3 separate regions of the Homo sapiens genome follow, and all the other regions are linked to region 3. Evidence: chromatin contacts called from ENCODE Hi-C or POLR2A ChIA-PET data. All regions are on one chromosome and are shown on one strand. Each heading gives the region's core, a stretch centred on a gene start or an enhancer-like site at or near the end of the contact. The rest is flanking DNA. Distances are from core to core; before and after follow the strand shown. Region 1 has its middle 18 kb from the start of SELPLG. Region 2 overlaps CORO1C (coronin 1C). Region 3 overlaps SSH1 (slingshot protein phosphatase 1).

The links. Hi-C counts contacts between places; a loop is a spot of excess contacts on that map. ChIA-PET counts read pairs that join two places held with the same protein, here RNA polymerase II (POLR2A). Pooled maps may share reads with other maps.
Region 1: a loop to region 3 is called in a pooled map, with 5 times the contacts of the local background. The contact joins two enhancer-like sites. A Hi-C loop is called at or near these places in 1 of 168 maps with a recorded cell type or tissue (naive thymus-derived CD4-positive, alpha-beta T cell) and 8 of 50 pooled maps. POLR2A ChIA-PET finds 5 or more read pairs at or near these places in 7 of 52 experiments (A549, BJ, CD4-positive, alpha-beta memory T cell and 4 more).
Region 2: a map of DLD1 shows a loop between it and region 3 (3-fold over the local background). The contact joins two enhancer-like sites. A Hi-C loop is called at or near these places in 3 of 168 maps with a recorded cell type or tissue (DLD1, endothelial cell of hepatic sinusoid and heart left ventricle), 1 of 37 single-sample maps with no recorded cell type and 9 of 50 pooled maps. POLR2A ChIA-PET finds 5 or more read pairs at or near these places in 9 of 52 experiments (AG04449, BJ, GM12878 and 6 more).

Annotation. Positions count from the first base shown.
Region 1 is chr12:108,614,159-108,618,410 of GRCh38, reverse strand. No RefSeq gene overlaps it. Among named protein-coding and RNA genes, the nearest start is that of SELPLG, 18 kb to the left of the region's middle. RefSeq lists enhancers at 30-79, 660-1,119. Within about 2 kb of position 1,295, at least 14 of the 41 ENCODE cell types and tissues checked have a DNase peak (open chromatin) inside an H3K27ac peak, as active enhancers do.
Region 2 is chr12:108,662,944-108,666,589 of GRCh38, reverse strand. All of the region lies in intron 3 of CORO1C (coronin 1C), which reads left to right. Among named protein-coding and RNA genes, the nearest start is that of MIR4496, 29 kb to the right of the region's middle. RefSeq lists an enhancer at 1,818-1,887. Within about 2 kb of position 2,114, at least 24 of the 41 ENCODE cell types and tissues checked have a DNase peak (open chromatin) inside an H3K27ac peak, as active enhancers do; they include GM12878 and heart left ventricle, where a contact is called at or near this core.
Region 3 is chr12:108,830,902-108,834,950 of GRCh38, reverse strand. The region is part of intron 2 of SSH1 (slingshot protein phosphatase 1); the gene reads left to right. Among named protein-coding and RNA genes, the nearest start is that of MIR619, 4.1 kb to the left of the region's middle. RefSeq lists an enhancer at 3,159-3,268. Within about 2 kb of position 1,955, at least 26 of the 41 ENCODE cell types and tissues checked have a DNase peak (open chromatin) inside an H3K27ac peak, as active enhancers do; they include GM12878 and heart left ventricle, where a contact is called at or near this core.

The DNA.
Region 1 (4,252 bases), core at 46-2,545, 220 kb after region 3:
AACCACAGATTTCCATTTGCGTTGGAAGAGGGCCACCTTCCCTTTACAGTTTTCTCTCTCTCCAAGGTGTGGGATTTCATTCAGGGTGGGCGAAGCCGGGTGCTTGAAGCGGCCACCAGGGGGCGCCCGCCGCCAGCTCTTAGAGCAGGTGGAAGCCTGCGTTTCCCTTGGGCCAGACTTGGAGATCATTTAGCCAGGAAGGAGCCCCAAAGCCAGTGGCGTGCTGTTAAGTGTTTAACAACTGGCTTCCAATGGGAAAAAGTCCTGATTTGTAGCATTTGCCAATGTCTTCCATGTAAATACTCCCACAGCCGATTTTGAGCTACCAACCATTATATAGTTGATGATACAATAGGTGTTAGTAACAAGGGCATCGATCATCGGATAATGTAGTACAATTATTAGGAATTGGTGAGTTTTGAGTACTGATGACCTTGGCTTTTAATATAATAGAATTTAATTTATTAAACAACTGACACAAAATTCTGAAAATTTTGTTGATTAGCTCTCACGGGCAGATATAGTCTGGCTCCTGCACACCCCTGTGCCCTCCCCTCCTGCCTGGGCCTCCCATGCCCTTGAGGACCACCAGCCTGAATCACCCCACTCATCCATTCAGCAAACACATCCTGAACACACACACAGCTGCAATATCCCCGTGAATCCCCTCAAACAGCTCTCACAGACGGTTCTAGTATTCTCCCCATTTTACAGAAGATGAAACTGAGGATGAGAGCTAGGTGAAGTCACCTGCCCCAGGTCATGAAGAGGATCTGAGATTGGAACCCAGACCTGAAAGCCAGGATCTTACCACTGTGTCACGCTGTCCTTGAGATCACAGCGGGGTTCTGGGGGAATCCCACGCCCCAAAACCTCAGCCCTGCTGACCTGCCCTGGGGCCTGGAAGTCCCCCATTAGTCACCCTCTGTGGCTCCTGGCTGCTGAGGGAAGGCGCTGTTCCTTGGGAGGGTAACCGAGTACAGCGCAGCCCTCTCATTGCAGAGAACACAACACAGCAGAGCTGGGGCCTAGGACTAAGAGGGATGGCCGGGGGCAAGCAGCTGGCCTTTACTGAGCACTTACTGCATACCTAGTGCCTTGTCAAACAGTTTGTCTGCATTATCTCATTTAGGACTCAACCTCATAATGTGGGTGCAATGATTGTTCCATTTTCTTGCCAGGGAAACCGAGGTTCAGAAAGCTGAACCACTTGCTCCAGCCGGTTGCACGGTTAGGAAACCACACTGTGCTGACTTCAGCTCTGCCAGCAGGGAAGGAAGGAGGGTAGACAGGAAATGGGGGGCGGGGGATGATGGGCTCAGTTTGTTCCAGGTCCCTTGTCTCTTACAGGCTGGGGCTGCCACCCTGGGGGTGGTTCATCCAGCAGCTGATCTGGCAGGGGCTCCCCAAATTCTTTCCCCAGATCCCATCCCTCTTTGCCACTCAACCAAGCCACCGATTACTATGGAATGTGCCAGGCACTGTGAGAGGCCCTGGGATGCCATGTGAGTAGGACAGGCCTGTAATCCCAGAACTGTGGAAGGCCAAGGTGGGCGGATAACTTGAGGCCAGGAGTTCGAGACCCCTTTGGGGCTCATGGTCTAGAGGGGGACAGATTGATCAAATAATCACCCAGGAAAAGATCAGATTATGTCAGATTATGGCTGGGCCCTGAGCCCAGAGGAGAGATGCTGGGAGCAATGGGGCCAGAGCTGGGGGGCATGGGTCAGGAAAATCATGGTTGAAACTTGAAGGACACAGAGTTATTGACTTGGGAGGGAAGGGATAGAGGGAAGAAAGTTCCAGGCAGTGGGAGCATCATGGGCACAGGAGTTTGCACTAGGGGAGCAGACAAGGTGGGGGCAGCTGGAAGGAGCCAGGGTGGCCGCATGGAGGAGGAAGAGGCTGTGTGAGGATGAGGAGAACCTGGACTAGAGCAGGGTGCAAAGAAGTTGTGGAATCGAGAGGTAATTGGGAAGAAAAGGGTAGGAGTTGCTGATGGGTTGGAAGTGAGGAAAAAGGAGGTTGAAATCTCAGGTTTCTGACTTGGGCAGCTATCCTGATGAGGGTGCCACGGGGTGGCTGGGAAAGCCATGGAAGGAGGTTGCAGGGCTGGTGGTAAGAGGAGTGTCCTGAGCTGGGGTTCAGCCAAGTTGGGTCTCAGGGCCTGCTCAACCTCCAGGTGGAGGTTCCAGGAAAGCTGTTGCAAAAGATGCTTGAGGTCATTAGCCATCAGGGAAATGCAAATTAAAGCCACAGTCAGATGCCACTTCACACCCTCCAGCAGGACTAGAATTAGAAAGACTGACAACACCCAGTGCTGGTGAGGATGTGGAGAAGCTAGAACACTCACATGTTGCTGGTGGGAATGCAAAATGATACAGCCACTTTGGAAACCAGTTGGGCAGTTTCTTATAAAGTTAGACGTGTACTCACCATGTACTCCCCATCCAAGCCAGAAATCCCATTCTTAGGTATCTCCCCAAGAGAATGAAAACAGATGTTCATACAAAGACTGCTACAAATGTGTACAGCAGCTTTGTTCATAAGATCCCCAAACTGAAAACAACCCAAATATCCATCAGCTGGTGAATGGATAAATAAACTGTGGTCCATCTGTGCAAGGAAATATTACTCTGAATAAACAGGAGTGAGGCACTGATTCTCATGCCAACATGGATGAATCTCAAAGACACCATGCTGACTGAAAGAAGCTAGACACAAAAGGCTATATATTTTTTTCTTTTTAGAGACAGGGTCCCACTCTGTCACCCAGGCTGGAGTGCAGTGGCGCCATCATAACTCACTGCAGCCTTGACCTACCAAGCTCCAGCGATCCTCCTGCCTCAGCTTCCTGAGTAGCTAAGACTGCAGGTGTGCACCACCATGCCAGGCTAATTACTTATTTTTTTGTAGAGATGGGGGTCTTGCTATGTTGCCCAACCCAGGCTGGTCTCAAACTCCTGGCTCAACTGATCCTCCTGCCTCGGCCTCCCAAAGTGTTGGGGTTACAGGCGTGAGCCACAGTGACATACAATCTGGCTGGGCTGTATGTTGTGTGATTCCAATGATAAGAAGTTCTGGAAAAGATCAGTGGTTACTCTTGGGGGTGGGAAATGATTAGCAGCGGCTTGCAGGAACCCTCTGGTATGATGGAAACATGTTTTATTTTGGTCTGGTTGGTTGTCATACGGGTGTCTGCATTTGCCAAAACTCACTGAACTGCATTTTTACAATTGGTGCTTTTTACTGTGTGTAAAATATACCCCAAGAAGCAAGCAAACCAATAAGCAAGCAGGCAAGCAGGTGAATTCACAAGGCTGTGTGAACCCAGAGGTCGGCCAAGGCATGTGTGAGAGCAGGGGGCCTTGGGCATGCTCCTTGGAGCTCCCACAGCTGCTGTCCCTGCCCCTCCCAGGGACTGGGTGACGGGGAGGCCCAAGGAAGCCACATCTTTTGAGGTCCCCTGTGAATGTCCTTACCTTCTGCGGCTGTTCCCCTGCTCAGAGACTATCAATGGCTCCCCAGTGCCCAAGTCCACAAGAAGTTTCCAGCTTCCTCACTCGCTGCCCACTCACCTATATGTCTGCCTGTCTGGGCAAACCGGCCCTCTCACTCCTCCTCACCCATGCCCCACGGCTCCTGCCCTCTCTGCCTTTTGTTTCCACTTTTAGGGCTCAGCTCCCCCAGGCCCTGGAGATCTTTTTGGATCCAGCCATGTCTCTGGGCTCCTCCTTTGCTCACCCCCATCACCCTACTTGCTGCGGGGCAGTATTTCACCCCGTCTTTGCCCCAGTCCTGGGCACAGAGACCAGCTTGGTTGGCCAACAGTTAACTCCAGGTTATTCCTCCTCCATCTGGGGCCTCAATCTTTCCATGTGTAGAATGGGCGTCTCTGTGTCTGCTTATGCCATCAAGTGGCCACTGCTTATGTGTCCTTCCCACTCAGATAAGAGTCACACAAGGCAGGGATTTTTCATTCCCCAGAAGACTTGGGAAGGAGACAGAAGTCAGTCTGATGCCTGGTTCTGTCTTTGCCATGTGTCTCTCCAAGGCTCACAGTCCTCATCTGTAACATGGGATGCTCATAGGGCCCGGGGCACTGTAAACAATTACCCTTGACAATAGCAGAAGTCGACCTACCCTGTGAGGTTAGGTCTTATTCTCAACCCCATTTTATGGATGAGCAAATGGAGGCCCAGAGAGGTTCAGTGACTTGCCTAAGGCCACACAGCATGAAAAATCACAGATT
Region 2 (3,646 bases), core at 865-3,364, 170 kb after region 3:
AACATCAGTCCAAACCGAGCAGGCCATCACCCAGAGTAGCAGACAACCCTGAAGAGGGCAGAGAGCCACATAATGACAGGCCTGTGAGCATGGCCTTTGGGTGCCAGCCAGAGCATGTGTATGCTGAGTGTGGAAAGACCTACAGACCGCCCCCAACCCCCAAGCTCTTTCCACAGTCCACCGTAGAGAACACCACCCCCTCTTTACCAGTGGACACAAGAATTCTGTTGTCTTCTTATTTCATTTCAGAGACTTTTTCACTCACTTTCTTCTCGCATTGCAGTCCTTGTGCTTATAGTATTAGCTTTTTCACTCTGGTGCTTTTTCCCTAGCAGCTCCTGAGCCAGCTTCTTTATGGCATTGTTTAAATGCTGCATGCACTTTTTAGAAAATTGCTCTACACATCTGCGTGTTTTATTTTGAGACTGGATATTCAATTTCTCCTCATATTCTGCTCTACTTTCACCTAAGTCTTGTTCATCCTTAGAGGTCACCTCCTCAGGGAGCCCTCCTGGGTGGACCAAGCTTGGTTAGCAGGAAGCTAATTTCGTAGTAGTGCGGTCGGCTTATGCCAGCATAGCATTGGTTGCACTGTGCAATAATACCAACTAACACTCAGTGTCTGCCTTATGCCAGGCATTCTTCTAAATGTGTCAGTTTCATGTTACCATGTTAGTCTTCAAACCGCCTCACAGAAGGCAGGTTCAATATTAAGTCCTGGAAAGGTTAGGTGAATGTCCTCAAGGTCACACCACTATGTGACTGAATCAGGAATTCAGTCACATCAGTCTGGCCAGAGCCCATAATCTCAGCCCTGCTGTGTACTGTCTCTGCATTCTGGAGGCACTATGTGTGTGTCTGGCTCTGTGCTGAGGGTTAATTAATTCCTTAATTCTCTTAGCACACCTCGCAGGCATAGGTACTAATGTTTTCTCTATGCAGTGATGTTTGCCAGGATCATCACAGGTAGTGGCCCAGGCAGGATTTGAACCAGACTCTGCCTGACTCTGGTGCTCACTCTCTAACTGTCTGTATCACACCACTTGGATTTGTTGTCTTTGATTTTCAGTCTGATAGAAGTCTCTGCTTTCTGTTAGACCATCAACTTCTCAAGAGCAGGGCCTGTATTTAGTTACCCAGTACTAGATGGGTTACAATACAATTTATTGTAACTCAATAAATGTGTTACAAGAAAGAGTTAACCAAGGTAGTAAAATGGCTTAGGTGCTTGTCTTATGTGAATAAACCCAGCTGAGGGAACCGTTAAACCAGCTGGAGGTGAGGTAAAGAAGGAACACACAGAGTTTCCTTATTTTAAAAATTAATAAATGTTGCTTCATCATTAAAATTTTCTTTTAATCCAGGAAAAGATGATGGGGAGAAGCTAGAGAAAGGAAAAGGTTAAGTCCCCATTATGAGCTCTGCTTCTGCCCTCATATTTTAAGGTTGGAAATGCTGATTATAAACAAAGTCTCCCATCACTCCACGTCTCATTAGTGATTTGGAAAATGCACTAGCTGTGCTCAGAGTGAGACACAGAGGCGTTTTCAGTCCTTGCAAGGAAACCCAGCAGGCCATGGTTGGGGTGCCATCTGGAGATTGAAGGTGGTATTACCACTCTGTCAGTTCTAAGTGGGGTCACAGTGCATCTTGCAAAATGCTTTTCCTGTTGAGTCACTGAAGTCCCATTTCATAATTGTTTTTCTGTCGACTTCATGCTTTGATCAAATTAGTAGTCACTGTTTTCTGTTTGTTCTGTTCAAAATGTCAGTCCTGCTTTATATTCAGATAGTCAAGTTCAATGTGGAGTTGTTTCACTAATCATAAATTCTTGAATAAAAATAGTGCATGTCAGGATGAAAGCTAACATGCAGTAATGGAGGAGAGCAGATGCCCATGTTCTCCGCAGGGGAAAGAGGCCTGGGTCAAGGTCTCTTCCGCAGAGGGAGGGAGAGGGCAGGGTAGGTCTTCCTTTTCCTTCTATGCTTGTTCACACCTGCCTTGCTTAAAATTTGGCTCTGGGGAAATTAGGTGATGTTCTAAGCTTGGGCCCTCAAAATGCAGGTTTATTTTTGTTATGATTTGCATAAGGGGTTATATTTAGCCTGGGCAGAATTTAGCTGTAAAAATGAACAAATCACTCAACTCATGACTTTTTCCCACTCTTCAGAATGGCAAACTTTTTGTTCTCATTTTTTGCAGGACAGTAGAACTGAGCTGAACCCTAAACACTCATCCAGTCTAGATCTCTGCCTTCCACTAAGCAATTGAAAACAGACAATTGTTTGTCTCCTTCTTTAAAGTTCCCACAAAGGAAAATTCTTTTTCTCACGTGTTCTAGTGTTGAACATGATTTTTCATTGACAAGTTCTTAAATTTTTCATGAGCTAGTTCCTCAAAATCATTTTCTGATGGTAAATTTACTTGTTTTAATCTTCATGTAGAAGATAATGATTTTAAACTTTAGCTTTTTCATAAACTTAAATATTATTTAATATCTGGTCTTCGGTAGGGTTCTTGATGCTACTCAGCTTACCTGTAACTCAGCCCTTTTCTTAGAGGTTGTTTGTTTCTTAACCTTTTGAAACCTTTGTTGTTCATTGTTAAACATAAAGTCTTTCATTCCTTCCACTCATACTTTCCCTGTCCCTTTCTCCCCCTGTGCCCAGGCATGTCCCCAATTAAGATGTGGTGAGTCTTCTGCATGTCTTCACTAGTCAAGAGGATTTTCTTAAATAACAAGTTTTATTGAGATATAATTCACATAGAATTCACTCATTTAAAATGTACAATTCACTGAGTTTTAGAATATTCACAACCATCACCACAGACAATTATAGAAAATTTTCATCACCTCATATAGAAACCCAAATCCTTTAGCTATCACCCCTCCACCTGCCTCCCTCCACTCTCCCCAACACTAAGCAACCACTATTCTACTTTCTGTCTTTACGGATTTGCCTATTCTGGACATTTCACATACATGGAATCCTGCAATATGCGGTCTTCTATGTCTGGCTTCTTTCACTTTGCATAATGTTTTTAGAGTTTGCTCATGTTGTAGCATGTATCAGTACTTCATTCTTTTTTATGGCCAAATAATATTCCAGTGTATGAATATGTCGCATTTTGTTCAGCCATTTATCGATAGATGGATATTTGGGTTGTTTCCACCTTTGGGCTATTACAAATAATGCTTCTATGAACATTCTTGTACAAGTTTTTGCATAGACACATAGTTTCCATCCTCTTGGGTATATCCCTAGGAGTGGAATTACCGGATCATATGATAACTCTGTTTAATCATTTAAGGAACTGCCAGGCTGTTTTCCAAGGTCTGCCACCAAATGGTGGCTATACCATTTTACATTTTCACCAGCCATGTGTGCAGGCTCTGATTTTTTCACATGCTTGTGAACACTTGTTATCTGTCTTTTTGATTCTAGCCATCCTAATGGGCATGAAGAGAGAGCTTGTGGTTTTGATTTGCATTTCTGTAATTACTAATAATGCCAAACATCTTTTCATGTGCTTTTTCGCCATTTATATGTCTTCCTTGAAATGTCTATTTAGATGACTGGCCTATTTTTCAATTGGGTTATTTGTCCTTTGGTTGAATTCTAAGAGTTCTTTCTATATTCAGGCT
Region 3 (4,049 bases), core at 706-3,205:
AGTGCCCAGTGTGCCCAGGGCACAGAGATGACCAGGGTGAGTTACTCCTGGAATACTGACTTCAGAGAAGAGCACAGCTTGGCCAGTGTATCTACCAGCACTTACTTTCAATCTACTGTATGTCAAGCACAGAGGGAGATTTAAAAAGCATGTGCATCCTGGCCCTCACATCCCATTGTGAAGTTAAAATATACTGGCAGGAAGATGGCTTCACCACTAGTTAGTAAATAAGTGGGTCAGGGAACACGATTTGGAAATGAGGGAACTTGGGTTCCTAGGTTCCTATCACTAAGGGTGGTCTTTCCTTCAGTATCCAAGGGGATTGGTTTCAGGACCCCCGCCTTTGCCGAGGATAACAAAATCCATGGATGCTTAAGCACCCGCAGAACCCACTAATTCAAAGAGTTCAGCATCCCTCAAATACTGTATTTTCTGTCTGTAGTTGGTTGAATCCACTGATGAGGAACCCGCGGATACAGAGGACCGACTGTATGTGACCTTGAGCAAGTGACTTAACCCTTAAGCCTCAGTGTCCTCACCTGCACAGTAAGAGGAGGTGCTAGAAGATGTTGAAAGGGAGGAGCTATAGCTCACAGCGAGGGCCACAAGAGAAAGCTTCCTGGAGAAGGCATAAACACTGGAAGACAGGCATGACGTCGGGAGGCAGATGGGAGGAAGGACACCATGAGCCGAGAACCACAGTAGGCTTTATGGGGACAGTGCTATAGCTGGGGATAGAACAGAGAATGCGAAGCATGGAGAACAGGGGGAATAGTGCGAGAGGTAATACAAGAATGGTTTTTTATTCTGAAATACTGTTTTCTAACTATATTCTAAGCCCCTAAGGTCAGGACATAGCAGATGAATGAAATTTAGGTTAACGACATACAATGGCTAATTGTGGCAACCCATAGAGAGTTAGCACAAGAAGTTTGGACTCTAATCAATAGATGATGTCACATGGCTAAAAGTTCTGGGGCTGGGAAAGAATGTCATGAGAGCAATGGTTAGCGGCTGTGCAGAGTGGGCGAGAGGCCAGGGAGGCGCTTGTCCTGATTCTTCTCACCAGGCCAAAAGCTTCCGGAGCTCTGCTGTCCTATACCACAGCTGATAGCCTCATGTAGCTAATTAAACTTAAATTTAAATTAACTAAAATGAAATAAAATGACAAACCCAGTTTCTTGGTCACACTTACTGCATCTTAAGTGTTCAGTCAACACATCTGGCCAGTGGCTCCCATACTAGACAGAGAGTGGGTAGAGAATACAACAGCCCTGGCCTTCAGGGACATTCAGAGAATGCAGCACAGAGCCGGGTGCACCGTGGGGCTGCTTGGATGTCGCCTGGCTCACGGGGGTGAGGAGGGCCAGAACTGGGTGGTGCCTGAGAGACCTGAAAGGAGGGGCCTCTGACAAAGTTAGGACTCGGTGACAAATGACTGTGGTATGGGGCTGCATACCATAGACAGGGCTGAGAACCTGGGACAGTCGGGATAATCTCTTCTCGGAATTTTTGAGCTGTCTCAGAAACATTTCCTTCATGTGCCTGTTATTTCTGGCGTGTTTGGCTGTCTTTGCTGCCATAGCATTTCCCGCACAGTGCAGCCTTTATACCTTCTGCCCTCGTGAAGGGGCTTAGATCCTGGTAGAGCAGATGATGCTTGGAGGAAGATGCATTAGCTCCAGCTTCCATGGGGCCTGAGGGCTCTTGGGGTCATCAGGGAACTATCTTAAAATTTGCTAAACCAAGCCAAGACACATCACTTGCTGTCTTATTTAGGGAGAAAAAAAAAAAAAAGCTTGCTTTTGCGAGCTCGCTGGTCAGTTCAGCTGCTTGCCGCTACCCGTTGGTTTGAAGGAGAGCTGTGTAGCTGGCTCAGAGAATGTCTCTTACTGTCTGAAATACTTTTGGACATTCCTTCTCTCTGAGAGAAGCCTACGCCTTCTAGCCAAACAATACATGTTCCAGCAGCAAAGATATTTGTAATGAGCCCTGCCAGCATTCCTTGTCTGTGACCCCTTTCCCTAAGTATAACGCTCTGCAGAGCTGGAATTTTTCTATGCTCAGCATTATGTGTTTAGGGGGGTACAATTTGGGAGCTCCGGTTGACAGGTGTGTCCCTAAAGTTACTTGTTTTCTTAGGCTCTGAAGAGTGACATTTGGAACGAGGCCCTGCCATGTTGCACTGCAAGGCCCACAGTGAAGAAGAACGAGACCTTGGCCCAACTCAGGGTCTTTGTGACTTTTAAACACGAGTTCCAAATGAGGGAAGAACCTGTGGGAGAACCATGGAAAGAATTTTCCATCCGACCTGCAGTCTTTAGCTAATCTCTCTCCAAATGGTGAATTTTCGATCTCCTTTACATCTTTATCAACTTCACTTTGCTAGGCCTGGGGTTCTGAATCCATCCAGAGCCTCACTGAGAGTGGTTTTGAGGTCAGTTGATTAGCTTTCCACGTTGCTGCTATTGCTGCAGGTCAGATGGTGCTGCTTTCTGACCTATGGATTCTTCAGGAAGAGCACCGAACTTTTTCAGCCCCATTCTACCTCTTATTAGCCAGATGACCACAGACAAGTCATTTATCTTCTCCCAGTCTTGGTGGTTTCATTTTCTTTTCTTTCTTTTCTTTTCTTTTGGGAGGCGGGGGTGGGTGGGACAGAGTCTCCCTCTGTCTCCCAGGCTGGAGTGCAGCGGTACAATCTTGGCTCACTGCAACCTCTGCCTCCCGGGCTCAAGTGATTCTCCCACTTCAGCCTCCCAAATACCCGGGACTGCAGGTGCACGCCACCACACCCAGCTAATTTTTGTATTTTTTGTAGAGGCAGGATTTTGCCATGTTGCCCAGGCTGGGGTTGTTTCATCAGGGGAATGGGATTGTAAAAATTAAGTGGAAAAATGTAGGGACAAACTCTCTATAACTAGAAAGCTATTATTTACATATTTAAAACAATATATGTTGATAGTATACCAGGCATTCAGGTGCTGAGAATTTGTGATGTTGACAGTGCGATGTCTCAACCACAAGCATGAGGTTTGTTTCTTAGGTTTGCACATTCTGAAACTTGAATTTGTGAGTTCACTCAGGGATGATCAAGTTCTAAGAAACCAATTTACGCTAACCAAACTTATAAGGAACTGATATATAAAGCACAATTTGTAAATTGAGGTTTATGAACCCACAGGGGGGCCTTTTATGACAGAGGCCAAATCCTCCTGGGTTCACAATAAGGTACATGTAGCATAATCATCTTACTCTCCTGCCCCTTATGCCTCTCTGTTTACTGATCCTTCAGGGCCTCGCAGGCTTCATTTCTTCCAGGGAGGCCTCCCTGAACCCCTGTGTGTACGTGCATCTGCACCTTCCACCTCCTTCCACCGTGGAACTTGCTGCCTTATATCGAAGTTACTGTCCTGTGCCTGCCTGGCCCTCCAGTGTCACTCCAGACCAGGTGTGGAGTGGTCTGTGGCATGGGTGGAAACCGGGTCTGTTTCACTTCTAAATTCTCAGGCCTTAGCACTGACCGGACACAATAGACACTCAGCAAATACTTGTTGATCGAAACCGAATTAACAGAGCCTCCTTTTTGGAATGCTCGTTGGCACCCATCTTTCTATGCTGACAGCATTACATTAGTTCCTTTTTCTCCTAGAATTACCATCAAGTTCGCTGGACAATTGACAGTCCCCTCAGTAATCACCATGCAGAGTGGGGTACCATTGAGGGTTAGTTCTATCCAGGGAAAAGTGATTCCGTTTGTCTCAGCCTGTCCCATCAATCTGGGACCCTTTACAGGGCCTCTTCTTCAGGCTCATATTCTCTACTTTTTTTTCGAGATACAGCATCAGAAATCCTAAATTTGTACTATTTAACTCCCTGTTTCCTTAGGCATAAATTAGTGTAATAATGCCTGTCTGGTCTTCCACACGGTTTTGTGAAGATCAGATGAGTTGACATTCACCAGAATGCTTTGTCCACAGCAGAGTTTGTCAAAGGTCTGATCTGAGGTTGGTCTCGGTGGCTCACAGCTGTCACCCCAGCACTTTGGG